Regions from separate parts of the Homo sapiens genome. Here all the other regions are linked to region 4. The links are chromatin contacts, found by Hi-C or POLR2A ChIA-PET in ENCODE. All regions are on one chromosome and are shown on one strand. Each heading gives the region's core, a stretch centred on a gene start or an enhancer-like site at or near the end of the contact. The rest is flanking DNA. Distances are from core to core; before and after follow the strand shown.

The links. Hi-C counts contacts between places; a loop is a spot of excess contacts on that map. ChIA-PET counts read pairs that join two places held with the same protein, here RNA polymerase II (POLR2A). Pooled maps may share reads with other maps.
Region 1: a pooled map shows a loop between it and region 4 (14-fold over the local background). The contact joins the promoter of ENTPD1 here to the promoter of TM9SF3 in region 4. A Hi-C loop is called at or near these places in 6 of 37 single-sample maps with no recorded cell type and 5 of 50 pooled maps.
Region 2: a loop to region 4 is called in a map of dorsolateral prefrontal cortex, with 5 times the contacts of the local background. The contact joins the promoter of RRP12 here to the promoter of TM9SF3 in region 4. A Hi-C loop is called at or near these places in 2 of 168 maps with a recorded cell type or tissue (dorsolateral prefrontal cortex and naive thymus-derived CD4-positive, alpha-beta T cell), 2 of 37 single-sample maps with no recorded cell type and 11 of 50 pooled maps.
Region 3: a loop to region 4 is called in a map of dorsolateral prefrontal cortex, with 3 times the contacts of the local background. The contact joins the promoter of FRAT2 here to the promoter of TM9SF3 in region 4. A Hi-C loop is called at or near these places in 2 of 168 maps with a recorded cell type or tissue (dorsolateral prefrontal cortex and naive thymus-derived CD4-positive, alpha-beta T cell), 2 of 37 single-sample maps with no recorded cell type and 20 of 50 pooled maps. POLR2A ChIA-PET finds 5 or more read pairs at or near these places in 1 of 52 experiments (activated CD4-positive, alpha-beta T cell).
Region 5: a map of B cell shows a loop between it and region 4 (5-fold over the local background). The contact joins the promoter of ALDH18A1 here to the promoter of TM9SF3 in region 4. A Hi-C loop is called at or near these places in 2 of 168 maps with a recorded cell type or tissue (B cell and CD8-positive, alpha-beta T cell) and 10 of 50 pooled maps.
Region 6: a map of B cell shows a loop between it and region 4 (21-fold over the local background). The contact joins the promoter of ARHGAP19 here to the promoter of TM9SF3 in region 4. A Hi-C loop is called at or near these places in 1 of 168 maps with a recorded cell type or tissue (B cell), 1 of 37 single-sample maps with no recorded cell type and 15 of 50 pooled maps. POLR2A ChIA-PET finds 5 or more read pairs at or near these places in 2 of 52 experiments (GM12878 and WTC11).
Region 7: a map of CD8-positive, alpha-beta T cell shows a loop between it and region 4 (8-fold over the local background). The contact joins the promoter of TCTN3 here to the promoter of TM9SF3 in region 4. A Hi-C loop is called at or near these places in 3 of 168 maps with a recorded cell type or tissue (CD8-positive, alpha-beta T cell and naive thymus-derived CD4-positive, alpha-beta T cell) and 14 of 50 pooled maps. POLR2A ChIA-PET finds 5 or more read pairs at or near these places in 1 of 52 experiments (T-cell).

The regions. Positions count from the first base shown.
Region 1 is chr10:95,754,298-95,758,050 of GRCh38, reverse strand. It overlaps ENTPD1 (ectonucleoside triphosphate diphosphohydrolase 1), which reads right to left and starts at 1,888. Exons shown (of 10, transcript NM_001776.6): 1 at 1,796-1,888. The coding sequence starts at 1,811. It overlaps ENTPD1-AS1 (ENTPD1 antisense RNA 1), which reads left to right. Exons shown (of 6, transcript NR_038444.1): 6 at 1,337-3,753. RefSeq lists a silencer at 638-697 and an enhancer at 2,028-2,327.
Region 2 is chr10:97,399,831-97,403,237 of GRCh38, reverse strand. RRP12 (ribosomal RNA processing 12 homolog) reads left to right here and starts at 1,898. Exons shown (of 34, transcript NM_015179.4): 1 at 1,898-2,145; 2 at 2,704-2,933. The coding sequence starts at 2,007. RefSeq lists an enhancer at 2,365-2,414.
Region 3 is chr10:97,333,053-97,336,706 of GRCh38, reverse strand. FRAT2 (FRAT regulator of Wnt signaling pathway 2) reads left to right here and starts at 1,978. Exons shown (of 1, transcript NM_012083.3): 1 at 1,978-3,654. The coding sequence starts at 2,135. The coding sequence ends at 2,836. LOC105378448 (a long non-coding RNA gene) reads right to left here and starts at 1,861. Exons shown (of 2, transcript NR_188201.1): 1 at 1,736-1,861. RefSeq lists silencers at 1,410-1,759, 1,890-2,039, 2,130-2,279, 2,620-2,749, 2,760-2,809 and an enhancer at 2,360-3,267.
Region 4 is chr10:96,584,829-96,588,438 of GRCh38, reverse strand. It overlaps TM9SF3 (transmembrane 9 superfamily member 3), which reads left to right and starts at 1,427. Exons shown (of 15, transcript NM_020123.4): 1 at 1,427-1,705. The coding sequence starts at 1,604. LOC105378443 (a long non-coding RNA gene) reads right to left here and starts at 1,375. Exons shown (of 3, transcript XR_946220.4): 1 at 96-1,375. RefSeq lists an enhancer at 260-319 and a silencer at 1,198-1,767.
Region 5 is chr10:95,654,745-95,658,190 of GRCh38, reverse strand. It overlaps ALDH18A1 (aldehyde dehydrogenase 18 family member A1), which reads left to right and starts at 1,480. Exons shown (of 18, transcript NM_002860.4): 1 at 1,480-1,594. RefSeq lists a silencer at 1,634-1,743.
Region 6 is chr10:97,291,387-97,294,873 of GRCh38, reverse strand. It overlaps ARHGAP19 (Rho GTPase activating protein 19), which reads left to right and starts at 2,237. Exons shown (of 12, transcript NM_032900.6): 1 at 2,237-2,302. The coding sequence starts at 2,247. ARHGAP19-SLIT1 (ARHGAP19-SLIT1 readthrough (NMD candidate)) reads left to right here and starts at 2,201. Exons shown (of 15, transcript NR_037909.1): 1 at 2,201-2,302. RefSeq lists a silencer at 2,516-2,565 and enhancers at 1,910-2,666, 2,667-3,425.
Region 7 is chr10:95,691,440-95,695,319 of GRCh38, reverse strand. It overlaps TCTN3 (tectonic family member 3), which reads left to right and starts at 1,393. Exons shown (of 14, transcript NM_015631.6): 1 at 1,393-1,676; 2 at 1,844-1,967; 3 at 2,282-2,400. The coding sequence starts at 1,421. It also overlaps a transcript of ENTPD1 not described here. RefSeq lists enhancers at 433-934, 1,409-1,688.

The DNA.
Region 1 (3,753 bases), core at 639-3,138, 830 kb after region 4:
TTTCAGATCCAGTCCAAATCTTTTTTTTTTTTTTTTTTTTTTTTTTTTGAGACAGTGTCTCACTCTCGCCCAGGCTGGAGTGCAGTGGTGCAACCTCAGCTCACTGCAACCTCTGCCTCCCGGGTTCAGGTGATTCTCCTACCTCAGCCTTCCAAGTGGCTGGGACTACAGGCGCACACCACCACACCCAGCTAATTTTTGTATTTTTAGTAGAGACAGGGTTTCATCATGTTGGCCAGGCCGGTCTCGAACTCCTGACCTCAGGTGATCCGCCCACCTCGGCCTCCCAAAGTGCTGGGATTACAGGTGCGAGCCACCACATCCAGCCCCCCAGTCCAGACTTTTGACAACTAGCTGTGACTGGTGTCACCAAACTAACCCCTTCTGACCTCAGTTTCTCCTTTTTGCAAAAGACCATAATAACAATACCTGCTTCTCATAGAGAATGGCCATGAGCACCAAATGAGGAAAATGTATGTGAACTTGAGTGCAAAGTACAAATTCCTTCACAGACTTAAGATTTTACCAGTATCACTTCCCCAGTAGCTTCAAGGATTTGCAAACCTGAAATCCACAATGTCAGGGCACCAGAAAAAGCAGAGAAACAGTATTGGGGAGTGGAAAAGCCCACCAGCCCTGCCTCAGACCACCTCCATCCACACTCAGCCCTTACTAACTATGAGATCTCAAGGCAAGTTATCCTCTCAGTACCTCAATTATGCCATCTGGAAAATGGGAATGTCAATGATAGCACTTGTAAGGTTCATGTGACAAGTAAGTAGCACATGTAATATGCTAGGTATAGCTCCCAACACAGAATAAAGACTTAGTCAACATTAACAGCTATCATTATTGTAAGTATTAAGAAATATGTTGGCTACTCATGCTATTCTTCCATGTTCTATACGGTATAAGCATGTGGGAATGTTAGAAGTTAGAGATGATAAAGAAGGAGGAGAAGGAGGTTTACAACCCTATACTCCCTCACTGCTGCAGAGATTCTTCCTGGCTCTCACACGCTGGCAAGCAGCTGGCTCTCCGTCTTGGCAGAAAATGCCCAAAAGAGGTAAAAGATAGAGACTGCACACCATCTGTGCAAACCAGGCTGCTCTTGTAGTTTTTAGACAAAATCTAAATGTAGTCAGATGTGACCTGCCCTTTTAAGATAGAATTATTCTATTTCCTCCCTCTACCCGTCCCCGTCCCCCACTCTGTCCCCCACATAAAACTCCCCCACATATCTCAAGAAACTTTCAGCATTTTGAAAGACATACTCTGGGGTCCTGTTGTGACAGCCTTGTGCCACATTAACTTCTCTGTCTTGTTCCCAGCAAAGAAGCCTTTGCTAATTTCACAACAGGAAAGCATGCAAGAAATTCGAGAACAAAACAAATCTACACGCAGAGCCCAGCATCTTCAAGCAAACACCCTGAGGTACAGACCCGAGGCTAGATGAGTCCGGACTGCAGATGAGGCAGCTGCCTCTTAAACTGCAAGGGGACTGAAAAAGTCATTTGCCTCTAAAAAAACCAACTCTGAATACAAATTGATAATGAATATTCATGAGCCCCTCCAGCTTGCTCTAGAGCCACCCTTGACTGCAACCCTGGACTCTGCTTCCTAAAAAGTTTCCCAAAGCTCTTTCTCTGCCTCCTCTCAGAAGGAAGAGGGTGGGAAAGTTCATTCAGGGCTTTTTGCCTCCAGCTTTCAAGTACTTGCTTTTTGGTCTGGGCTTTTATTTTTCCTTCTATTTTTTTTTTCTTAAGGATTCAGATCAAATCAATTTTGGTCTTACCCTTTGTATCTTCCATAAGTAGCAGCTTTTGTTTTCCTCCTCTTTCCTCGTCTTTCCCCCCCCCAGCCTCTGCTTGCTGTGGTCCGTCTCCGTGAGAGAGGTCCTCAAGGAAACAGAGATATAACAGACCCTTGGGCTCGTGGGAGGGGCTAAATTAGCCGGCCCCGTTTCGGAAGGAACCTCAAACCCTGTCTTTTTCATTGACTAGAAAGGACAGATTGACTGAGGAGTCCAGCAGCTCATTTTCCTAAAGTTACTCGAAGCCTTTTCCAGGTTGTAATTTTTTGCATCCTTGAAGCAATGTATATTCAAATCTCTCTCTCTTTCTCCCTTCTTCCCTCTCTCCCTTACTCCCTCCCTCTTCATCTCTCTCTCCCTCTCTTCGTTATAGAAATCCCTTTTTCTCCCTTGAAAAAGTCATCTCAGCTGCAAGCAAAAAAAGCTATTCCTTACTGCAATTATGAAGCTAGATAATAAGAAAGTTGTTACCTTGAAACCCGCTCGAAAAACTGAAAGTCAAGAACAGTTCTTCCCTCCCCATAAAGCCTCTGGTCCCATGACCAGCAATCCTTTCTCAAGGCTCATTAGAGCAAAGAGCAACAGGTGACCCAAGCGATGAGTTTCCTGCAGGAGACGCTGCGTTATTGGTTGGAAGGCTGGGTGGAACCACAGAGGAGCTGCTCAATGGGAACCGCTGCCTGGCTATGAATTGATGAAAGTCATCCACCATTTCCCAACTTTGACTTCCTACCTTTGAAGTCTAATGAGCATGAATTACCACATCCAGACCGTCAAGATTACCCCAATGTAGATGAGAGCCTGACCAAATTATTTTTAAACTGTGTAACAAAATTATTTTGAAATCAAAACAAGGGCTAATCCTTTGAAAGGAAGGTAAGTCCTCAAGTCCCAAGGCGACTTGGCAGCTTCTCCCTCCACAAGGCTGTTGCAAACCTTAGCATTTCAGGTCTGAAAGATACCTCAGACATTGAGTCTAAAAGAGGTTAGAGATGTGGAGAGGTTAAGCCACCTGCTCATGCTCACATACATGGTCTCTCTTATTTGCTACCATGTTCCCCAGCACCTAATACAGTTTCTCTCACAGCATGGGCTCTCAATAAATATTTGATGAATGGTTGAAAAAAATGAATGAATTGCAGCAAAGCAGAAATGTAGATCTGTTTTCCTGTTTCCTAGTTCTTGATTTTTCTACATTGCTTGTCTGGCATGTAAATTTGTATCTAAAGCCAGTTATACCATATAAATCATTAAATTTGTGAGCCCGAAGGACTGTTTTGACTCTATGTAGAAACTATATTCTCCAGCGAGCTTTCAGTCATACTTTAATAAGGACAAAGGATAACCTTTTAGTTTAGGCATCTCTGTTACTTTGCACGGTGCCACATGGTATATACTCAATACATTTTTTATACTTTAATAAATTTGGAGCTGTTTAACAATACTTTATTTCTGAAATGCTTTATAGTTATAGGATTTTGCATGTATGATAACAACTAATTACACTGAATGAAAGACTCAATGGATGTCTTCTCCCGAGTCAGTTTAGACTACATCTCTAATAATGAATATTGGTCTGATATTCATCCTGTTATGATAAAACTGGTTTTTGGTGATATGATGGGATTTTTTGTAAAAACCAACAATTGGTTTATGACTGCCTTTGTACTATTGTTTTGGAGAGAAATTTGAAAAGAGCATGTCCACAAAATAGTGTGCGAATTACAGAATGGAAACCAAAACATCAAAGCTAGAAAGAGAAAAGAATGATCAAAGGGAAGATCCAGAGTGGCTGAGGGGTAGGCAGGAGAAACAGACAAACAAGTACCTGAGCTTGTCAATGAGAGACACACTTTGGTGGGTGCTGTGGCAACGGTTCTCTACTTTATTACATTAGGATATTAGGTTCTTTTTTTTTTTTTTTTTTTGAGACAAGAGTT
Region 2 (3,407 bases), core at 649-3,148, 810 kb before region 4:
ACTACAGGTTCACACCACCATGCTCAGCTAATTTTTGTATGTTTTGTAGAGACTGGGTCTCATGATGTTGCTCAAGCTGGTCTTGAACTCCTGGGCTGGAGCAATCCTTCCTCCCCTCTACTCCCTGCCCCCCGGCCTCCTACGGTGTTGGAATTCCAGGCCAAGCATCAGCCACTGCACCCACCTGTCCCTTTTGCCCATTCTTTTTATTGGATTGTCTGCCTTGTTCTTATTGATTGGTAGGAATTCTTTATATATTATAGATGTACTTTGTTAGTTCTATATATCTTCTTCCAAAGAATGCTGCTAAAGGTTTAGAATAAAGCTGCTGGGCAAGAGGGAAGAGAAATGTGTCTTTTGTAAGGTTTGGGATCTGGTTGAAGGATTTTAAGGAGGGTCTCAGGGGAGTGGGGATAAACTGGATCGGTTGCTGGTTCTGAGGTGGAATTAGGAGAACTGGGAATTGGCCGGATGCCAGGTGCGGTGGCTCATGCCTGTAATCCCAGCACTTTGGGAGGTGGGCAGATCACCTGAGGAAAGGAGTTCGAGACCAACCTGGCCAACATGGTGAAACTCTGCGTGTACTGAAAATACAAAAAAAAAAATTAGCCGGGCGCGGTGGTGCATGCTTGTAATTTCAGCTACTTGGGAGGCTGAGGCAGGAGAACTGCTTGAACCTGAAATGTGGAGGTTGCAGTGAGCCGAGATCGTGCCACTGCACTCCAGCCTGGGCACCAGAGCAAGACTCTGTCTCAAAAAAAAAAAAAAAAAAGAGAGAGAGAGAGAGAAATTGGAGAACCAGGGATTAATTAGGGATGGAATGCTGTCATAAGGCAAGGTGGCTTAGCAACTGAGTATCTCCAGTAATAAATGAAAATAGCAAAGCTTGTCTAGAACACCACTGACTGCTTTTTTCTCTTTTCAAGTCAAGCTAATTTTCACACTTTCAAGTCTCCATAAGTTTTGACTTTTCTTTTTTTTCTTTTTTTCTTTTTTTGAGATGGAGTTTCACTCTTGTTGCCCAGGCTGGAGTGCAATGGCGTGATCTCAGCTCACCGCAACCTCTGCCTCCCAGGTTCAAGCGATTCTTCTGCCTCAGCCTCCCCAGTAGTTGGGATTACAGGCATGCGCGACCACGCCCGGCTTATTTTGTATTTTTAGTAGAGACAGGGTTTCTCCATGTTGGTCAGGCTGGTCTCGAACATCGTGACCTCAGGTGATCTGCCCGCCTCGGCCTCCCAGAGTGCTGGGATTACATATATACTTTTATATGAAGGTATATGACTTTCATATAAATGTGTTTCTATGCTTAATTTTGAAAATAGATTTTCAAATGTAATATAAATGTACTTTTTGTTGTTGTTTAACTGCAAAAGAACTCCAGTTTTTTGTTTGCTTTGTTTTGTTTTTTTGAGACAGTCTTACTCTGTTGTCCAGGCTGGAGTGCCGAGGCGTGATCTCGGCTTACTGCAAACTCCGCCTCCCGAGTTCAAGTGATTCTTGTGCCTCATCCTCCCGAGTAGTTGGGATTACAGGCGCGCGCCACCAAGCCCAGCTAATTTTTTTATTTTAGTAGAGACGGGGTTTCACCCTGGTGATCAGGCTGGTCTCAAACTCCTGACCTCAAATGATCCACCCGCCTCAGCCTCCCAAAGTATTGGGATTACAGGCATGAGCCACCACGCTCAGCCAAACTCCAGTTTTATAAGGCTTACGCCTGTGGCCCTGAAACCTGGTCCTGGCTGGAGTAAGAACCCCATAGAACCCTTAGCAACCTAACTTCCTCCCTAGCAACGGATCTCCTTGGAGCTCCTCCCCATCCGAAGCCAGGAGGAGGTGTAAAACCGGATGTTGACTGTTTTACCATAGTAATGCACACGAATCCGGAAGTGACGCCAGAAGAAGAGGAAGTGAAGGCTACAGGGTATCCACGTGGGTTCTGAGCGTGTTTCTACGTCCCTGGAAGCCGGTCATTTAAGCTCATTCCTCGCCACGGCTTAGTCAACATGGGTCGCTCGGGAAAGTTGCCTTCTGGTGTCTCAGCTAAGTTGAAGCGCTGGAAGAAAGGCCACAGCAGCGACAGCAACCCCGCCATCTGCCGCCACCGTCAGGCCGCCCGCAGCCGCTTCTTCAGCCGGCCGTCAGGTAGCTGGGTTGAGACCCGAGCGCAGCCGGGGGCGGGGTTCCAGGCAGACCTGGGTCCAGATGAGTCTGGGGCCTCTGGGAGAGTGCGGGGCCAGGCATTGGACCTTTCGTCTCTTAGGATGTCGGATCTGGAGCCCTCTCTGAAGGGCAGTCCTTCCAATTTAGCAGATACAGAAACTGAGGTCCGCAGTAGGGAAATGTCTTGTGTAAGGTACCGCGGGTGTCAGAGTTGAGACAGATGGCTTGGACCTTGGGTAGCTCTTTACAGAGCGCGTTCACCTTCATTTATTTTGCAGGCCCTCTGAATGTAGCTCCCAGCCGATTCCCAGTGGCGTTTATGCCGCTGCTACAGGGAAGCAGAAACTTTTACATGGAGGATTCCCTTTCTCCTTGGTTTTTCAAGTTTTTAGGCATACAGTGGTTTTATGAGACTGGCTGTGTTCAGAATTCAGCCTCTCGGGTTGGAGATTTGGCCTGGGCTGGTTTGTTTCCCAGGGGTTGTTCTGTTCTCTTGACCAAAAGGAGGCTTGGACCTTATCTTGTGCCTCTGGCTCTCAGGAAGGAGTGACCTGACAGTCGATGCTGTGAAGTTACATAATGAGCTGCAGTCAGGGTCCTTGCGCTTGGGCAAAAGCGAAGCCCCGGAGACGCCCATGGAAGAAGAGGCGGAGCTGGTTCTCACCGAGAAGTCCTCGGGTACCTTCCTGAGTGGCCTTTCCGACTGCACAAACGTCACCTTCAGCAAAGTACAGCGCTTCTGGGAGTCCAACTCGGCTGCCCACAAGGAGGTAGGGGCGAGGGTCGGGAGGGCCATAGGATAGTGAGGAGAGGCCAACTCATGCCTTTTCTTCAGCTCTGGCCGACAGGTCTCCGATGACAACAGCTGGTATTTCTGGATGATGCGTCATCGCTCCTCCCCTTTATGTCTCCTCCTAGGGCAGGTTCTACTTTCTGCTTTTTATAAGAACATCTCCTCTGCTTAAGTACTTGAGGGTAGAAATATTTTCCAAACATTTCTCTCCTCAGCTATACCTAACACAGCACTTTTACACAGAGTATTTTCAATAAACATATGTTGAGTAAATAAATGCTGAGTAACAGTGATTAGGAAACGTTTTATCTAGCAAGAACTAAATTTATTTACTTTAATTTAACTTAATTCATGTATTTATTTTGAGACAGAGTCTCGTTCTGTTGGCCAGGCTGGAGTGCAGTAGCGCAATCTTCACTCACTGCAACCTCCATCTCCCAGGCCCAAGCAA
Region 3 (3,654 bases), core at 729-3,228, 750 kb before region 4:
ACAGAGCCAACAAAAGCCTGGAGACGTATTTGCGGCAAAATATGAAAAGGGTTAACATTTGGTATGTAAAGGAGTCATGCAAATACGTAAGAAACACTCCCTAGGAAAATCTTATTAGGAAATAGACAATTCATAAGAAAGGAAGTACAGTTTGTTAACAAACATTTAGAAAACTGCTCTACCTAACTGAAATCAAAGATATGCAAACTGAAGGGAGAAAATTTCCCTATATAATCCGCAAAAAAAAAAAAATTCAATAATACTCAAATACTAGTGAAGGTGTAATGATGTATGCTCAAGCATTAATGATGGTAGAGTACATTTACCTAACTCTTGGAAAGACACTTCCTGAACATTTATCAGTAAACCTTAAAATACCCAACTACTGTGACTTAAAATTCCACTCCTGGGAATATGCCCTAAGGAAAGAATCATCAATATCTTAAAGTGTCGCGCACAAAAATGTTAGTTACACACTTAACGATGGTGAAATTAGGCAAATGTTAAAAACATAGGCACTTGATGGAAACTTATGTAATCATTAAAATGTTTTCAAAGTGCATGCAATAACACGAAAAACGTTTATGATGTAAGGCAAAGTGGAAAAGTGTGTAACACTGTATGCATGTGTTTGTATACTACACTTTCATAGAACAAAGGCTAAAAAGGAAAAAAATTTAAATGTGAACCATGAGAGATTTTTTCCATCCCTTATATTTTTCTTTTTTTTTTTGAGACGGAGTCTCGCTTTGTTGCCCAGGCTGGAGTGCAGTGGCGTGATCTCGGCTCACTGCAACCTCCGCCTCCAGGGTTCAAACCATTCTCCTGCCTCAGTCTCCCGAGTAGCTGGGATTACAGGCGCCCGCCACCACGCCCGGCTAATTTTTGTATTTTTAGCAGAGATGGGGTTTCACCATGTTGGCCAGACTGGTCTGGAACTCCTGACCTCAGGTGATCCGCCCGCCTCGGCCTCCCAAAGTGTTGGGATCACAGGCATGAGCCACCCACCGCTCCTGGCCAATCCCCTATATTTCTATTTGAACCTTAAAAAAAAAAAAAGACCCTTCTTTAGCCGAGCGGCGGTGAGTCCTATTCTCATGATATGTCCGGGGGCTTGAAGACTGCGGGAGGGAAAGCCTCTGGGACCTCACCTCAGAGCGATTCTGCTCTGCTTCAAAGCGTCCCCTCTTAGGCCGGGCGCGGCGGCTGACGCCAGTAACCCCAACACTTTCGGAGGCCGAGGAGCGAGGACTCCTTGAGCCCAAGAGTTCGAGACCAGCCTGGGCAATATAGTGAGACCCCCCCCCCCCACCACCGTCTCTACAAAAAAAATTTTTTTAATTAGCCAGGCGTGGTGGCCGCGCCTGTGGTCCCAGCTGCTCCGGAGGCTTAAAGTGGGATGATTACTTAAGCCAGAGTTCGAGGCTGCAGTCAGCCGTGTTCGCGCCACTATACTTCAGCCTGGGCGACAGAGACCTTTTCTAAATAATAAATAAGTAAATAAGTAACGTGCCGCCTCTTCACTCCCAATTCCCTCCGCCTTTCCCCGCCCCGCCTCGTCGAAGCCGGACCCGCGGCGGCCCGCCCCTCCCCCACGACCAGGGCCGGGAACTGCGGGTGCGCGGGGCGGGAGTCGGGCGGGCTTAGGCGCGGCCGACACGTGGGGAGGGAGGCCGCGGCCCAGGAGGCGGGCCCGGAGTGGGTGTGGGTGTGTCCGTGCGTGGGAGAAACCAACCTCAGCCTCCTCCGAGGCGCCACGTTTCAGCACGGCTCGTTGGGCCCGGGAGGTCGGAAATCAGTCCCCACGCCCCGGACCCCCTCCTGGAGGGACAACGAACACAGGCGCGGGACGGCTTCGGTCACCGCCCGCGCCGCCCTTTGCCCCCGTGCCTGCTCGCGCGTCACCCCCGCCCCGGTGCGGTGGTAGGGCCCGGCGCGACGTCACCCATTGTTTACAAATCAACCCGAGCCGGCAGGATTCCGGCTCCAGCGGCTGCAGGCGCGTGGCTCGAGTGCCTGGCGGGCTCCGGCTTCCGCGTCCGCCCCTGCTCCGGCTTCGCCCGCAGCTCCGCGCCCGCGGGCAACCAAGCCCCCAGCGAAGCCCGCACAGCTCCGGGTGCCAGGACGGGGGGCCATGCCGTGCCGGAGGGAGGAGGAAGAGGAAGCCGGCGAGGAGGCGGAGGGGGAGGAAGAGGAGGACGACAGCTTCCTCCTGCTGCAGCAGTCGGTGACGCTGGGCAGCTCGGGCGAGGTGGACCGGCTGGTGGCCCAGATCGGCGAGACGCTGCAGCTGGACGCGGCGCAGGACAGCCCGGCCTCGCCGTGCGCGCCCCCGGGGGTGCCGCTGCGGGCCCCGGGGCCCCTGGCTGCGGCGGTGCCGGCGGACAAGGCCCGGCCCCCGGCGGTGCCGCTGCTGCTGCCGCCCGCTTCGGCTGAGACGGTGGGCCCGGCGCCCTCTGGGGCCCTGCGCTGCGCCCTAGGGGACCGCGGCCGCGTGCGCGGACGCGCTGCGCCCTACTGCGTGGCGGAGGTCGCCGCAGGCCCCAGCGCGCTGCCGGGGCCGTGCCGGCGAGGATGGCTCAGGGACGCGGTCACCTCCCGCCGCTTGCAGCAGCGCCGATGGACCCAAGCCGGGGCACGCGCCGGCGACGACGACCCGCATCGGCTCCTCCAGCAGCTCGTGCTCTCGGGAAACCTCATCAAGGAAGCCGTGCGGAGACTCCAACGAGCCGTCGCCGCGGTTGCAGCCACGGGCCCCGCAAGCGCCCCTGGGCCCGGGGGAGGCCGCAGCGGACCTGACCGCATTGCCCTGCAGCCCTCAGGCTCCTTGCTCTGACGCAGGCCTCCTGGAGGAGGAAGTGGAGGCCGCTGCGTAGACCCAACAGCGTCCAGTTCCTACTAACTCTGAGCTGAAGCCGACGTCGCCAGCCTGGGAGCGACCACTTTGGCTGCGGGGAGGCGCGTGGGGAGAGATCTCAACCAGAGAAGTTACCAGCCGCGGCGAGGCCGTCGGAGAAAACTTAAGCGTGGAGAAATGTATGCGCCAGGGTGCTTCCGTGGGGCATGAGAATTTCCCGGGCCATCCAAGCCCAAGGACCTGGGATAAACTGGGAGAACTATGGCAGCTACTTGCATCGACTTGTACCTCACTTAGCCCTTGGGGGCGTCGTGAGCTTGGATTGTTTAAGGAGGGCTCAGGGGTAGGAATCGCGATGGCTTTATAACAATACTTGAAAACTAACGACACGCATACATTTTCTTATTTTCTGGTGGAGGAGCTTAGTAAGTGGTGCTACAATTGCTGTGCAAAGAAATTCCAGAGGGGAGAAGAATGTAAAAGTTTGGTGGTGGGTGGCTTGGCATTGCCCCTTTTTCCCACCGATTCGGTGGCTGGTGAAGGTGGGAGATGTGAACTCCAATTAAGGGACTGGAGAGAGGTGAAGAATTTTGCAGGTGGGAGATTTGGATTTGAATGTGGACTTGTAAATGACTTGACCTTGCCATCTGTGTTCAAGGTCACGGTTTGCTGTGGGGTTCCTGGGAGAGCTTACTCACCCCGGAGTCTTTTCTTTCTCTTGCTCCAAGAAGAGCCCTGTTGGTGCTTTACCACCGCTTGGAGTCTCCCGAGGACACAAACAGGCAGAGAGGGACGTG
Region 4 (3,610 bases), core at 178-2,677:
AACATATTGCCATATAAAATGAAGTTAAACTCTTATTTTCTTCAACTTGAAAATTTAACAGAACCTCTTGGTTATCATTCCATGCCAGTACTTACCTATTTCCTTTTTTTAAAGTGGCTGTATAGTTGGTAAATCATTACCAGCAAAAAGACCTATTATGGAGCCAGACTGAGTGGGTCTGGTGTTTCAGCAAGCCACTCAAGCTCTCTGTGCTTCAGTTACCTCATCTGTAACAGGAACATTTTCACCGTACCTGCTGCATAGGGTTTCTGTGAGAATTTAATGAGCCAATATCGTTCAGAATAGTGCCTGGCAGATGAACGCCCTCGTGGTGACTCCATGATTTATTTACCTAACATTGAAGAACTGTTTTAAGCAAGGGAGTGAGCGATATAATCTGGTTTCTTTTTAGAATAAAAAAAACATCACCCTGGCACCTGTTGGGGATGTTAAACGGGAGGAAGATCAGTCAGTGATGGATATCTTCTTGTGAGACTCTTGCAATACATAGTGATACGGAAGACTGGTTGGTACTGGCAGAGGAAGGAGAGGAAAAATAAACTCTTGAACCACTTTTAAGAGACCAAATGCTAGAACTTGTTGACTGCTGATGGCTGAGAAGAGACAATCTGACAAGTTCGAGATTTTTGGCTTAGTGGCCTGTGTAAATGGTGGTGCCACATTCGTATATTTTTTTTTTTTTAAAGATTTTTTGTTTCAGTGTCTACTACGGATCTGGCACTGTTCTAGGTACAGGAAATACGGAAACAGGATCTCTGCTCCGAGGAGCTTACACTCCAAGAGATATTTATGACTGGGAAGAGGAGACCCAGAAATAGTTAAGTAAACACATAAATGAACAAGAATGGCAAGCTAACTTAGCATGTCTTGATTGAACAGTAGGGGTCCAGTAAATATTCAGTAACTTTAAAACATCCAACCCTGTACGAGTTTAACAATCTCTCCTAACGGTGATTACAGGAGCCCGTGATTCATTCACAGCGGCAGACGAGCGCCAGGAAAGGGTTATTTGATCTGATCCCTCAAGTTCCGGAGGCAGCAGGTCAGACGATCGGCCCCATTTGGCAGCCAGGAAAAAAGCTTAAGCATTTTGGCCAAGGTTACACAACCCGAAACACCGGGACGCGGCCCGGAGGCGGCTTCGGCCTTGCGGTCCAGGCTAGGCCACTGCGCCGGGGCCCAGCCTGCTCGGCGCCCGCCCGAGTGCTCGGCAGGCCCGTAGCGCCGCGGCTCCCAGGAGCCGAGGGGCAGCCGGCGCGCAGGCGGCGGTTGCCGGGCCCTCCCTCGGCCCGGCGGCGGTGGCGGCCCCGCGTCGCGAGGCACTTCCGGCGCGTGCCGGGGTGGCCGGATGACGTGGCTGAGTCAGAGGAAGAGGCTGAGGAGGCGCGGGGGGCGGGGGAGGCTCAGGAGCGGGCGGTGACGGCGACGGCGGCGGCAGAGGAGGCAGCGGCTGGGCCGGGCCCCGTGCGTCTGTCCGCGCCCCGTGGATGCGAATCGGCCGCGGCGGAGGCGGCGGCGGCGGAGGAGGCGGCGGCGGGAGGAGGAGTCGGTGAGCCGGCTCCGGGCCGGAGGGGCGCGGAGGATGAGGCCGCTGCCTGGCGCTCTTGGCGTGGCGGCGGCCGCCGCGCTGTGGCTGCTGCTGCTGCTGCTGCCCCGGACCCGGGCGGACGAGCACGAACACACGGTGAGGCGCCCCGGCCGGCGCGGCCGCCCCGGGCTAGCTCCCCAGTTGCCCACTGAGGCAGGCCCCACGCAGCCTGGAGTGCCCGGCGGCCCGGTGGTGCCCCACTGCGGCCCGAGGACTCCTTCCGGTTGGGCCTGGCGGAGCAGGAACCTTGGGAGCGTGGAGGAGGCATTTCCGTGCGCTCCCGGGACAGGGCTCCGCTCCCGAGTGACAGGGTCTCCTTCCCCCGGTCTGGGCCTCAGTGGCGCCGCACCCCAGGGTCTCGGGGTTCCTGGGACCCTGGGGCCAGGAAGGAGCCTGGGAAGGGTTGAGGTTCATCCACCGCGGGAGCGGGGCAACGGGCAGGCTGGGCTCGGGGCTTTTGCCCCCCAGGGAAGGAGACTGCCTTCTGGCTACTGAGGGCTGCGACGCCGAGGAAGATGGATGCATCGTGATTACCCGGCAGCCACTAACCAGGAAATATCCTACACTTTATGGTCTCCTTTGGCTTTTATCGCCCGCTTCTGCCCAGACCGGATTAAAACCCTGGGGTGGGGCAGCATTAATAAACTTGAATTGAAGAGCAGTTTATACTTACTTGTAAGTGCACCCAACCTACACGCGTTCAATTCCTAGGCCTTTCTTGTAACTTTCTCCTCACCTTCCAGCCCCTAAGTGAGACCCCCATCCCGATAGTCTCTAACTAAGGCAGCTTCTGACAGTAAAGGGTCTTGACGTTTCCCAGTCTTCAGGTCAGGGCCAGAAACAGTCCCTTTTGCATTTGGCCTAAAGGTGATTGGCAGTTTGTTTAATTGGTATTCTCACATCAAAACGTGCATGTGAACGACTCTTCAAATGGCTTTCACTTAGGGCTGTAACTGTGGTTTTCAGAGTGGTAGACTTGAGCAAGGCAGGAAGGTCAGGTAAATTGAGAGTTTGCTTGACGAGTAATTGTTTTTTATACCTTTACCATTAATGATAGGAGTTTCTATGAGAGACTGTGTTTGTACTAAATCAGAACGATCTGAGGGAGTCTTATGTCATTTCTGGTAAGTGAGGAAATGAAGCAGTCGTCCTTACCTATTTAATGGATCCGATTTTATTTGTAATCAACAAAACTTTTCGCTGGATCCTTGGCTAGCTGGGATCTTATTTTAGCTAATAAAAGCTCTAAACTTTTGACTGTTCTACCTTCGGTCACAGCCAGAAACTTCTTACCTGTGTAGGTATGTATTTCTTTAGAGACACAAATCTCGAATTGGTGACATGTTTTTGTACTGTACTTGTGGTGTTTCACCTAAGATAATTTTGTTGGGAGGTTAAACAGCTTAAAACGATTTCCTTTTGTGTTCTTTCATCAGATAAGCTGTCTCAAAGTTTAAGAACTGCTATTGTTTCACATAGTATACAGGGACCATGTATAGATTTGGGTCTTTGAGTATTTTTAAATTTTCAGTGGGCATCCATCCTTCTGTTTAATGATATTATTACTAATATATTTCCAATTAAAAAAACACTTAGGAAAAGTTACCATATGAAACTCAGAACTCTCAATGTGTAGTTCCGTGATACAGGCATATAAGCTCAAAAGTGTACTGTATTCTACTTTTTAATCTTGTAATCTTGTGACTTACACTGCTGTGATTAGGGAAACCATTAAAATTTTACAAATTGGGTGTATATAAAGGCTTTAGAATAATTTACAAATTAAAAGTGTAATTTCAATGCAGTTTTATTGCTAGGACTATTTCAGTTTTTTATTCTAGTAATTGCATATAAGATATTTGATAAAAGGTTTTTGTTGACTGCCACGAAAGATAATATGGTATATATGAGATGGTTGCTAGACAAAAAATTTAGAATCCATATTACTTCATGTCTATATTGAACTGCTCTTACTTGGTTACCCATTATTAAATACCTATT
Region 5 (3,446 bases), core at 231-2,730, 930 kb after region 4:
CATCCCATTCTTTAGTATTCATCACATGGTATTGTAATTATTTGCTCATATATCTCTCTCTTCCATAAGGCTGTGAACTCAGCTATGTCTTCTTCCACACCCAGGGAATGCTTGGCTGTCTCAGTCCATTTTGTGCTGCTAAAACACAATAACACAGACTGGATAATTTTTAAATAATAGAAATTTATTTCTCACAGTTCTAGAGGCTAGGAAGTCCAAGATCAAGGTGCCAGCATCTGGTGAGGGCTTTCTTGCTGTATCCTCACGTGGTGGAAGGGCAGAAGAGCAGAAGAGAACACCCACCTCCACAAACCTTTTGATAGCAGCATTAATCTATTCATGAGGGTCACTCTATTCATAAAGGTGGAGCACTCTTGACCCAAATGCCTCCCATTAGGCCCCACCTCCCAATATTCTTGCATTGGGAATTAAGTTTCCAACATATGAATTTTGGGGGACATATTCAGACCATAGCAGTAGCCAGTGTTTAATAAACAAGAAAATGAATAAATAGGCTTAGTAGTGTTATCAGGGACGACAGAAGGGCATGATGCCTTTCTGTGCCCAACCTCCTATCAAGTGCTGCCCTCCCACCACCCAGCACTATGTGCCTATGCAGGAATGTGTCCTTTGAGCAAAATACAGCAAGGAAAGAGGGAGAAAAATCTGTGTTTTCACTTTTTTTCTTTTTCTTTTTAAGAGGTGGGGTCTTGCTGTGTTGTCCAGGCTGGATTTGAACTCCTGGGCTCAGGTGGTTCTCCTGCCTCCACCTACGAGTAGCTGGGACTACAGGCACACACCACAGTGCCAGGTTTTTGTGGTCTCTCTTTAAAGGTGAGTCTGCATTCACCTTTGGAATAGTTCTAGTTGTCATAGATTGAATATCCTATTTTAAAATGCAATATTCTTACAACTGCCTTTGATGAAAGGGAGTTGAGATGGGACCATTGGGGAAACCTCCAGATGACTAGGGGGCAAGTAATTTGATTGCAGTGCCAAAATGCTTCCATTTAAGGAGCCAAAGTTTGCAAATGTGTGTAAACTGATCCAATCTATTCCCAGGATGTGCCTGAAGTAACAAACATATGTAAGTTGATCCAACCTATTTCCGAGGTGTGCCCGGGATATAAATGGTTAACATTGACAAACACACCTTATGAAATCTACCAGCAGCTGAGGGTGCCAGGCACCTCTTCTACCTCCCTGGAAGGCCCAGTGGGGCGGCGTTTCGAAGGTGTCTTCGCCCCTGTCTCCGGCCCCTGTCCCCTCCCGGGACGTGGGCGTTCCCCCTGAACTCGAGTCCCGCCTCTTCCAGGCTGCCGGGGCCTGGTGGGCTGGCCCGCCACGTGGAGCGCTGGCTTGATTCTCGAAAGGGGCCTACGCCATTGCCGCGCCGCAGCTCCAGGACAGGCCCTCGCCCCACGTCAACAGCGTAGGGCCGGCTGCCCAGGTTTACTCTTACGCCACTGACGTAACGTCATCGTGCGGGACGTGGACGGAAGAAAAAAGAGAGTGAGCGAGCGCCGGAATCAGCCCGGCGTGGAGTGCGGACCCGCGGTAGTGCCAGGGGGCGAAGGCGGCGGTGGTGAGGAAGGTACGCGGCGAGCGGCGGGGATGGCTAGGCGCCCGCGTCTCTGCGGAAGCTGTTGCGCGCCCAGGCTCAAGCGCGAGGGGCGTGAGCGCCGGGCCGCTGGAGCGGGGACGCTGCCGGAGCAGGTGCCGGGGCCCGGGGATCTGGCCCATGGGTAGGTGTGGGCCTCGGCCGAGGGATGGCGGCTGCATCGGGCCGCCCAGGGCGCGCTGCAAGACCGTGGCGCGCTCCCATATGCCGGTGCGCGGCCGCCCCGGGATCTACGGATGGCTACGGGCCCTGACCTCCCCGGCCTCCCCTGGGTACACCATGTAAGGAACTGGGCCAAGTGGAGACTTCAGGCATCCGCGGGCCCCTTCTTTCCAAGAGTATGGAGCCTGCACTGGTGGGTGGCGTGGGTGGCGGTGGTGGCAGCGCCGGGATGCCGCGGGTTTTAGCTGGCCGCACGCTGACTCTCAGGGGCCTGGGTCCCTAGTTCCCCGCGGCCCTCCAGGCGTTCATCATCCCCTCCTCAAAGCCAGACTCCCTTTGCAGTATGGCATTCTGTGTATGCTGGGGTCTTCCTGTTACAGCAGGACGCACCCACATACCCCACCTCGTCCTTCCCCCATCATTATCCCCTGCCCTCTGAGGTGGTGAGGCCCATCGGATCTTTGTATTTAAGTGGTGAGCCATATACCGAGCATGTGTTTGTGGGTGAACTGTGCTGGGACTGAGGTTCACTTCTCTGTTCAAATCAGTTAGATAAGGGCATTCTGTTTAGTCTGTAAAGAGATATTGAGAAATGTCTTGAGTCAAAACGTGAAAACTTTCTTCAACTGATGATATGGAGTCTAAACACACACACAGAGTCGAGACACAGTCACACAAATCTAGACACGAGTCTAGATACACACACACACACACACACACACACACTCTCTTTGCTCCTTGGGATCAACTGTGTGCTTCTCGAGGGCGTAATACACTCTGCCTGGTCAGTCAGAGATGGTGGTACAGGGGAGAGGTCAGGAGGCTTGGTTTCTACGTCAGTCTTCAATCTCTTATTTCAGTGACCGTAGGTGTTCAGAGCTTTCAATGACTCTTGGTTAATAGAGAGGTAAACAGTCAGTCAATATATGTGTGTGATTGTATCTAATAGTGAATATTCGTTGAATTCTTTGTTCCCGTGATGGGTCTTGAAGGAAATTAAGGAAAAAATAATTGTAAGGCATCATTAGTGCCTAAAAGACAAAAGGAGGAAAACTGACATTTACTGACCATTTGTTGTACCCAAGCACTTTCCACGCATTCTCTCTTTTAATTCTCACTATAATTTCATGAGGTCCATAGTGTTAGTATCCCTGATTTATAAGTGAGGAAACAGAGGCTTAGAAAAATTGGGTAACTCTTACATATGTAACTAACCTGCACATTGTGCACATGTACCCTAAAACTTAAAGTATAATAATAATAATAATAATAATAATAAAGAAAAATTGGGTAACTCTCCACAAGACACACAGCAAGTGCAGAGCTCGAACCCAAATCTGACCAACTTCAAAGGCCTTGTTCCTCATCGTTTTTGCCATATTGTCAATGGAAAGTTTGTAATCCAGATGGGAAAAGCAGTAGTCATGAGCTATTTAAAAGCTAACCTATAGAATTATATCCAGCTGTGAAGACTAGCCTTGCTGGGGAAGGTTTCTTAGGGAGGTGGAACTGGAATTTGATTGTTTTACCCTTTGGCTCTTCTGTAGTTATTTTGGAGAATTCACATGTAAATAATTGTTTAGCAGCCATTATTGAAGGAATTTATATAAGCAGCAAACTTAGATCACGTGCTAAAATCATACTTCAGTGTTATGAAAAAATT
Region 6 (3,487 bases), core at 988-3,487, 710 kb before region 4:
TTGAGTTCAGGAGTTCGAGACCAGTCTGGCCAACGTGGCAAAACCCATCTCTACTCAAATACAAAAATTAGCCAGATGTGGTGGCACACACCTGTAATCCCAGCTACTTGAGTGTCTGAGGCTGGAGAATTGCTTGAACTCGGGAGGCAGAGGTTGCAGTGAGTGGAGACCATGCCACTACACTCCATCCTAGGCAACAGAGTGAGACTCTGTTTCAAACAAAAAACATAAAAAACATCAAACTAAATGCAATTTTATTTGGACACATTTATCAAACTTTTATTTTCTTTTTTAGAGAAAGGGTCTCATTCTGTCGCACAGCCTGGAGTTCAGTGGCACAATCATAGCTCACTTTAACCTTGAACTCCTGGGCCCAGGTGATCCTCCTGCCTCAGCCTCCAAAAGTGATGGGATTATGGGTGTAGGCCACTGTGCCTAGCCCTTATCAAACTTTTAGTATTAATTCATCAATTGAAAAAAATCTATTAGAGTATATGATTTGATTTTTTATTTGGATATAATAGTTTGAGGACTTGCTTATATTTTTCAAAAATATTTATTGGACAGCCATTATGTGCCAGAAACTGTGGGGAGCAAAATAAATATAGTCTCTGCCCACTTGTGGCAGGAAGCCTAGCTGGGAACCCTCACATGAAATAAATAGTCACACAAATGACTATGTAATTGTGAGTTGTGATATGAACTGTGAAAGAATAGTACAGAGTTCTTTGTGAAAGTTTACTGAGGGAATTGATTTATACAATGGGGGTCATGGAAGATCTTTGAGCCAGTGACATTTAAGCTTCGACCTGAAAGCCAAAAAAGTGGAAAAATGGACGAGCCAGAAAAAGCAACATGTGCAAAAGCCCTAAGACAGTTCAGAAAGTGAAGCATGTGCAGTACAGTTTAGTAAAAAGGAGGCAGAGTGCAGGGAGAGCCCCAGGTGGCAGGATATCAGAAGGATCAATACAGAAATTCCCGAGAAAAGTCCAGCATAGGAAAACAATATGGAAAAACAAAAAACAACAATGCTCAAAATTTACAATGTTCTCACATATGTTGCCTCAGTTAATCCCTAGGAGAAGTGTGTGCCGCAGGGAGGACAAGGATAATTATGGTTATTCCTACCATTGAGGATTAAAGTTTAGTTTGGGACAAAGTCATGCAGCTTTTGGTTCCATGGTTCATATCACAAGGCAAACTCTGTGGGTTCTCTGGGAAGTTGGAAGGGAGTGAATGTATTGAAGCAGAAATGACCGACTCCAGCCTGGCCAACAGGGTGAAACCCCATCTCTACAAAAAGTACAAAAATTTGCCCTGTGTGTTGGTATGCTGCAATATTGTACTGTGCTCCAGCATGGGAGACAGAGGGAGACCTTATCTCAAAAAAAAAAAAAAAAGAAAGAAATAAAGGAAGAAAGAAATGACCTATGGCTAGGGCTATGCTGAGTATCTGAAGAAAGAAGGCTTTGAACTATACGTTTAAAAGCAAGTACTTCTAGGTTGCCACTCCCTGCCTGCACTTGAGGGATTTATCTCTGGGTCAAGACAGAGAACGAGTCTTGCATTAAATTACATTAAATTAAATGAATTAATTTATGGCTGGGTGCAGTGCCTCATGCCTGTAATCCCAGCACTTTGGGAGGCTGACATAGGAGGATTGCTTGAGCTCAGGGGTTCGAGACCAGCCTGGGCAACATGGTGAAACCCTGTCTCAACAGAAAAAAAAAATTAAAAAAATTGTAAAAAAAAATTATTTATTTTCAACTTTTATTTTAAATTTAGGGGGTACATGAGTTGGTTTGTTATCTGGGTATATTGTGTGATGCTGAGATATAGGGTACGGAGTCTTGCATTTTAGAAAGTGATGAGTCACTTTCAAAGTTGACAGTTCTATAATTCCCTGATTTACATATCAGGACAAAATTTGAGCATAGGCTGGTGATTTCTGACTTGAACCTAAAGGTCTGTGGAATCGGAAGGGTTCATCAAAATGAGAAACTACAACTCCCGGCAGGCCTCGGGGCTGGGTCTTCTTCCCCGCCCCTCCCTCTTTTTCCGCCAGGGCTGGGAACGACCAATGACGGTTAGTCATTTGAATAGACCAATAATATATTAAACGGTTCAGGTTGAGGAGGGGCGGTCGAGTCATCCAATCGCACGGAAGAGGTGAAAACATATTAGCCAATCCAAATATGTGGGGGCGGGACGTAAGGTGGGGCGGTGAAAGAAGTTTGCTGACGAAGATGGCGACTGAGGCACAGAGTGAAGGGGAGGTGCCAGCCCGCGAATCCGGCCGGAGGTGAGCTGAGTTTGGTCCAGTTTCCTGGGAAACGCGGCCTTGGGCTGGTAGTCCTGCCGCCTTTGCCTTGGGTCACGGAGGCGCACGGTTCGGGCTTTGTTTCTTTCTCCCACGGCGTTTCTCATCGTCGCGCCTGCGGGGGCTGAGGCGCGGGGGTCGGGCCTGGGCGCTGGACTCCAGCCAAACCCCCCGCTCGGTCCTGCCGGTGCCCGAGGGGGCTCCTCCCGCTGCGCTGGCTGCAGACGTCCAGCTGGGGGTGGCAGCGCTGATCGCTTTGGCGCCGAGACACCTCTTGATGGCGAGGAAACGGAAGTCCAGGGCTGGTTAGCGAATTCCTCACTGTTGCACACAGCGCTTCACATCTTCTCCGAGGCACTTTGTGCGTTCAGGTCCGAGCAAGGATTTGAGTGTCAATTAGAAACAGTGTTGAGTCCTTGGGCCAGTTTTTAAACCTCTCTCGACTTCAGTTTCTTCATCTGCAAAGGGACGTGAGGATGCCTATTTCCAAGTGTCAAGATTGAATAAGACAATCCATTTAAAGCTAGCACTGAGTTTAGCCGATAATGACAACTCTACGCAATAGATTTTCTTCTTCCTAGTAGAACAGCTAAGGAGCAGATGGGAGAGGGATCTGTAGTCCAGGACATCATGACTTTATTTCCACAGGATGTTCTTTCCTAAACAGCCACACCGAGATTTAGCGTTTTCAGGAGAGAATTTCGAGGTGGTGTTGCCTTAGCCTTGAGACCTAAGTTGTCTTAATTGATTACAATTTTGTTTTTGGTGTAATTCAATAGATTGAGTTTATTTACGTTGCCTCAGTGTAACTCAGTAAAATACTTCGGTTTGGCGTCTTTTGGTTCCATTTGTACCGAATAAGAGATTCCAAGAATCTTGGGAAACTAATAACTTTGTGACTCGGCTTCTTCCTGAGCCCAGATGAGCGTGGTTGAGTGTGTTATTTAAAATATCATACGGGGCCGGGCATGGTGGCTTACGCCTGTAATCCCAGCACTTTGGGAAGCCGAGGGGAGCGGATCACCTGAGATCAGGAGTTCGAGACCAGCCTGGCGAACATGATGAAAGCCCGTCTCTACTAAAAATACAATAATTAGCCGGGTGTGGTGGCGGGCGCCTGTAGTCCCAGCTACTCAGGAGGTTGAGGCGGAGGTTGCAGTGAGCCCA
Region 7 (3,880 bases), core at 144-2,643, 890 kb after region 4:
TACTGGGTCTAGGAGGAGCAATATTTTGATCATCTACAGTCCCACTGTACAATATGGTAGCTACTCACGTCTGTGGTTAACTTTGAATTAATTACAATTTAAAAATTAAAAATTCAGGCCAGGCACAGCGACTCACAGCTGTAATCCCAGCACTTTAGGAGGCCAAGGCGGGAGGGTCACTTGAGGTCAGGAATTCGAGACCAGCCTGGACAACATGGTGAAACCCCATCTCTACTAAAAATAAAAATAAAATTAGCCGGGCGTGGTGGCGCGTGCCTGTCATCCCAGCTACTCAGGAGGCTGAAACAGAAGAATCACCTGAATCCTAGAGGCAGAGGTTGCAGTGAGCTGAGATCACACCACTGCACTCCAGCCTGAGCGACAGAGCGAAACACCGTCTCAAAAAAAAAAAAAAAAAAAAAAATCAGCTCCTCAGTCACGCTAGCCACATTTCAAGCGCACAATTGCCACATAAGGCCGGTGACTACCATGCTGGACAGTGCAGCTACGGTACATTTCCAATACCGAAGGAAAGTCCCATGGCCCGCGCTGCTGTGGGGAATCGGAAGAGGCACGCCATTCCCGGGAAGAACAAAAACCTCCTAGAGAGGCTTAAAAAATTTGCCATTAACACGGGGAAAAAAATCTTCTATTTCCATTCCTCCATCTTATTTTCTCACCTCCTAGACAATGTTTCTTTTTTTTATTCTTTCTCTCCCTATTTTCTCACATTTTTCCTGCCCTTTTTTCTTATTTTTCTCTCACTGCTTTTTCTAACAACAAACATGCAGTCCATCTTTAATGATTTGATGCATTTCTTTAGGGTTTTCAAAATTTCTCAATGTTAAAATGTAAGGAGCTGAATGAACATTATTTCTAATGTGTTTTTTTTTTTTTTAAAAAAGCCATATTTAGAGGAGACTGTTTTTTAAGGTATGTGACCTTAGGTGTGTTTCCCCCACCTGAGAACATTATTCTTCCATAGAAAGGGTTTCTCACCGTTGGAATCCGGGGTGAAAAAAAATTTGCAATTCTAGTTCCGGCCTCTGGGGTTTCCTTGCACCGGAGGCCGGGCTCAGTCCTCTGGGCCGCGAAGTGGGCGCGGAACCTCTCGGTCCGCCGAACTCCTACCGCCACCTAGCGGAAGGAAGGCGCAAGGGCTTCTTCGTCACTGACGGTTGCCAGGCAACGGAGGCACGGCCCGGCCCGCGTTAAGGAGGAGGGCGCAGACCGAAGGACACTGAAAGAGCTGTAACAACCCCACTTTCGATTGGTTGAAGAGCTCTCAGCCTTCTCATGAGCCAATGAGAAGAGGCACGCGGATGGCGTCAGACGCTATGCGACTCCTCCCACCCACGCTCTGGCAATGCGATTGGAGACCGCGGAGGCCTACGTCGGACCCGGAGGCCCTGAATGCCCCATGCGCACCCCACAGCTCGCGCTCCTGCAAGTGTTCTTTCTGGTGTTCCCCGATGGCGTCCGGCCTCAGCCCTCTTCCTCCCCATCAGGGGCAGTGCCCACGTCTTTGGAGCTGCAGCGAGGGACGGATGGCGGAACCCTCCAGTCCCCTTCAGAGGCGACTGCAACTCGCCCGGCCGTGCCTGGACTCCCTACAGTGGTCCCTACTCTCGTGACTCCCTCGGCCCCTGGGAATAGGACTGTGGACCTCTTCCCAGGTGAGGGAAAACGTTGTGGGGGTGGAAACTTACTTCTGAGATCTAAAATTCTGTGAGCAAAGTTGAGCTGCCACAAAGCAGGAGTGGGGCTGTCGGAAGAAGGAGGGTGAGCACCTGGGAGAGTTTGGGGATCTTCATCCCACTCACTCTGTGTCGTACTTTCATAGTCTTACCGATCTGTGTCTGTGACTTGACTCCTGGAGCCTGCGATATAAATTGCTGCTGCGACAGGGACTGCTATCTTCTCCATCCGAGGACAGTTTTCTCCTTCTGCCTTCCAGGCAGCGTAAGGTGAGCTTCGTTGCTCAGACTGAATCCTAAAGGGGTTTGGGGCCTACAACGGGTAACATTTGGATGTAAGAAGAGTTAGTCTTTGTGCCTCCCACCCGTACTTCCACTCCTAGGACATTCCCTTGGTTTTTCCTAGGAATTGCCTTTTCTGATTCTCTAGAGCAGGGCTGGCCAGTAGAATAAGACCTTCGTGTCGTCCTATAGGTGCCCAAGGAGTCCTCTTTGGCATCATCTGGCCGATATTGCTGGGACACTCTTTTTTGGACCTGCCCCGCCCCTTCTAAATATATCTTCTCCCTCCTCTTTCCTCACAGGTCTTCAAGCTGGGTTTGTGTAGACAACTCTGTTATCTTCAGGAGTAATTCCCCGTTTCCTTCAAGAGTTTTCATGGATTCTAATGGAATCAGGCAGTTTTGTGTCCATGTGAACAACTGTGAGTAGAAACATGTTGGTTGTTCTCATTTTCTAACACAGGAGTGTTATATTTTGTCTTCCCTGGCCCACATTGGAAGAAGAATTGTCTTGGGCCACACGTAAAATACACTAACGATAGCTGATGAGTTAAAAACAACAACAAAAAAAAAGCAAAAAAAATGTCAAATGTTTTAAGAAAGTTTACAAATTTGTGTTGTTGGGCTGCATTCATAAGCCGTCCTGGGCTGCATGCGGCCGGTGGGTTGCAGGTTGGACAAGCTTGGTCTAACATTTATTGAGAATTGGCTTTTATTCTGGCCTTTTTTCCATTTCTTTTTTTTAAACTTTTTTTTTTTTTGTCCTTTGAATCTCTACGCCTCTTTCTGCCTCTTCTCTCTTATTACGGAATACATTTGCATTTTTGTTTTTTTTTGAGACGGAGCCTCCACCTATCGCCAGGAGTGCAGTGCAGTGGCACGATCTCAGCTCACTGCAACCTCCACCTCCCGGATTAAAGTGATTCTCCTGCCTTAGCTTCCCGAGTAGCTGGGACTATGGGTGTGTGCCACCATGACCAGCTAATTTTTGTATTTTTAGTAGAGACGGGGTTTTGCAATGTTGGCCAGGATGGTCTTGATCTCTTGACCTCATGGGCCACCCACCTCGACCCCCAAAGTGCTGGGATTACAGGTGTGAGCCACCGCGCCTGGCCACATTTGCAACTTTTTATGTTCTGTTGGCTATGGATCAGAAAACTCATAAAGAACTTTAATTTCAATCATTTTAATCATTCCTCTTAACTCAGATAATCACAGATAGACTATATTCCCCACTTACTACAATCTCCATGAGGGTACTAACTGAATCCCCAGTGCCTAACACATAGTAAGCACCAAATAATGTTTGAATGAACATCTTTGACAAATGAGTCTATGCCAACCTTATTTTCATTTCATGAGGCAACAGTGTAGGAGGAGCATTAGATTAGGATCTCAGTCCTGCCATTTCCTTACCAGCTATACAGACTTGGGCAAATCCCTTAGCATTTCCAGGCTCGTTTCTTCAACTGTAAAGTGAGAAATAATATCATTGGCTTTGTATATGAAAGCGCTCTACAACTGTAGAGTACAATAAAGATTAGAGGTTATTATTATTGGGGATGGTTAGTGGACTTAGAAATTTGCTGGTGATGGCTATAACATTTCTAAAGATATGAAGCTAATCTATCTTTTTAAAATGTCTATGAAGCAAAATAATGTTCCTGCACAAAATGGATTTAAATGTCTCTTGCATCCTGGAAGTCACCTCATCCTGATTTCATCTGACTGTTAATAAGAATTGCAAAACTATATTTGTCTCAGAAAACAACCAGTTTTTGGTTTTGGGGGACTTGAATTTCAAAGCAGTTATCAGAAGCCTTGTGGTTATTTAGATGGTAATAGGGTAAAGGGAACAAGATGAATACTTCATTTTCAGATAAGGTTGTGGCCTGACGCGGT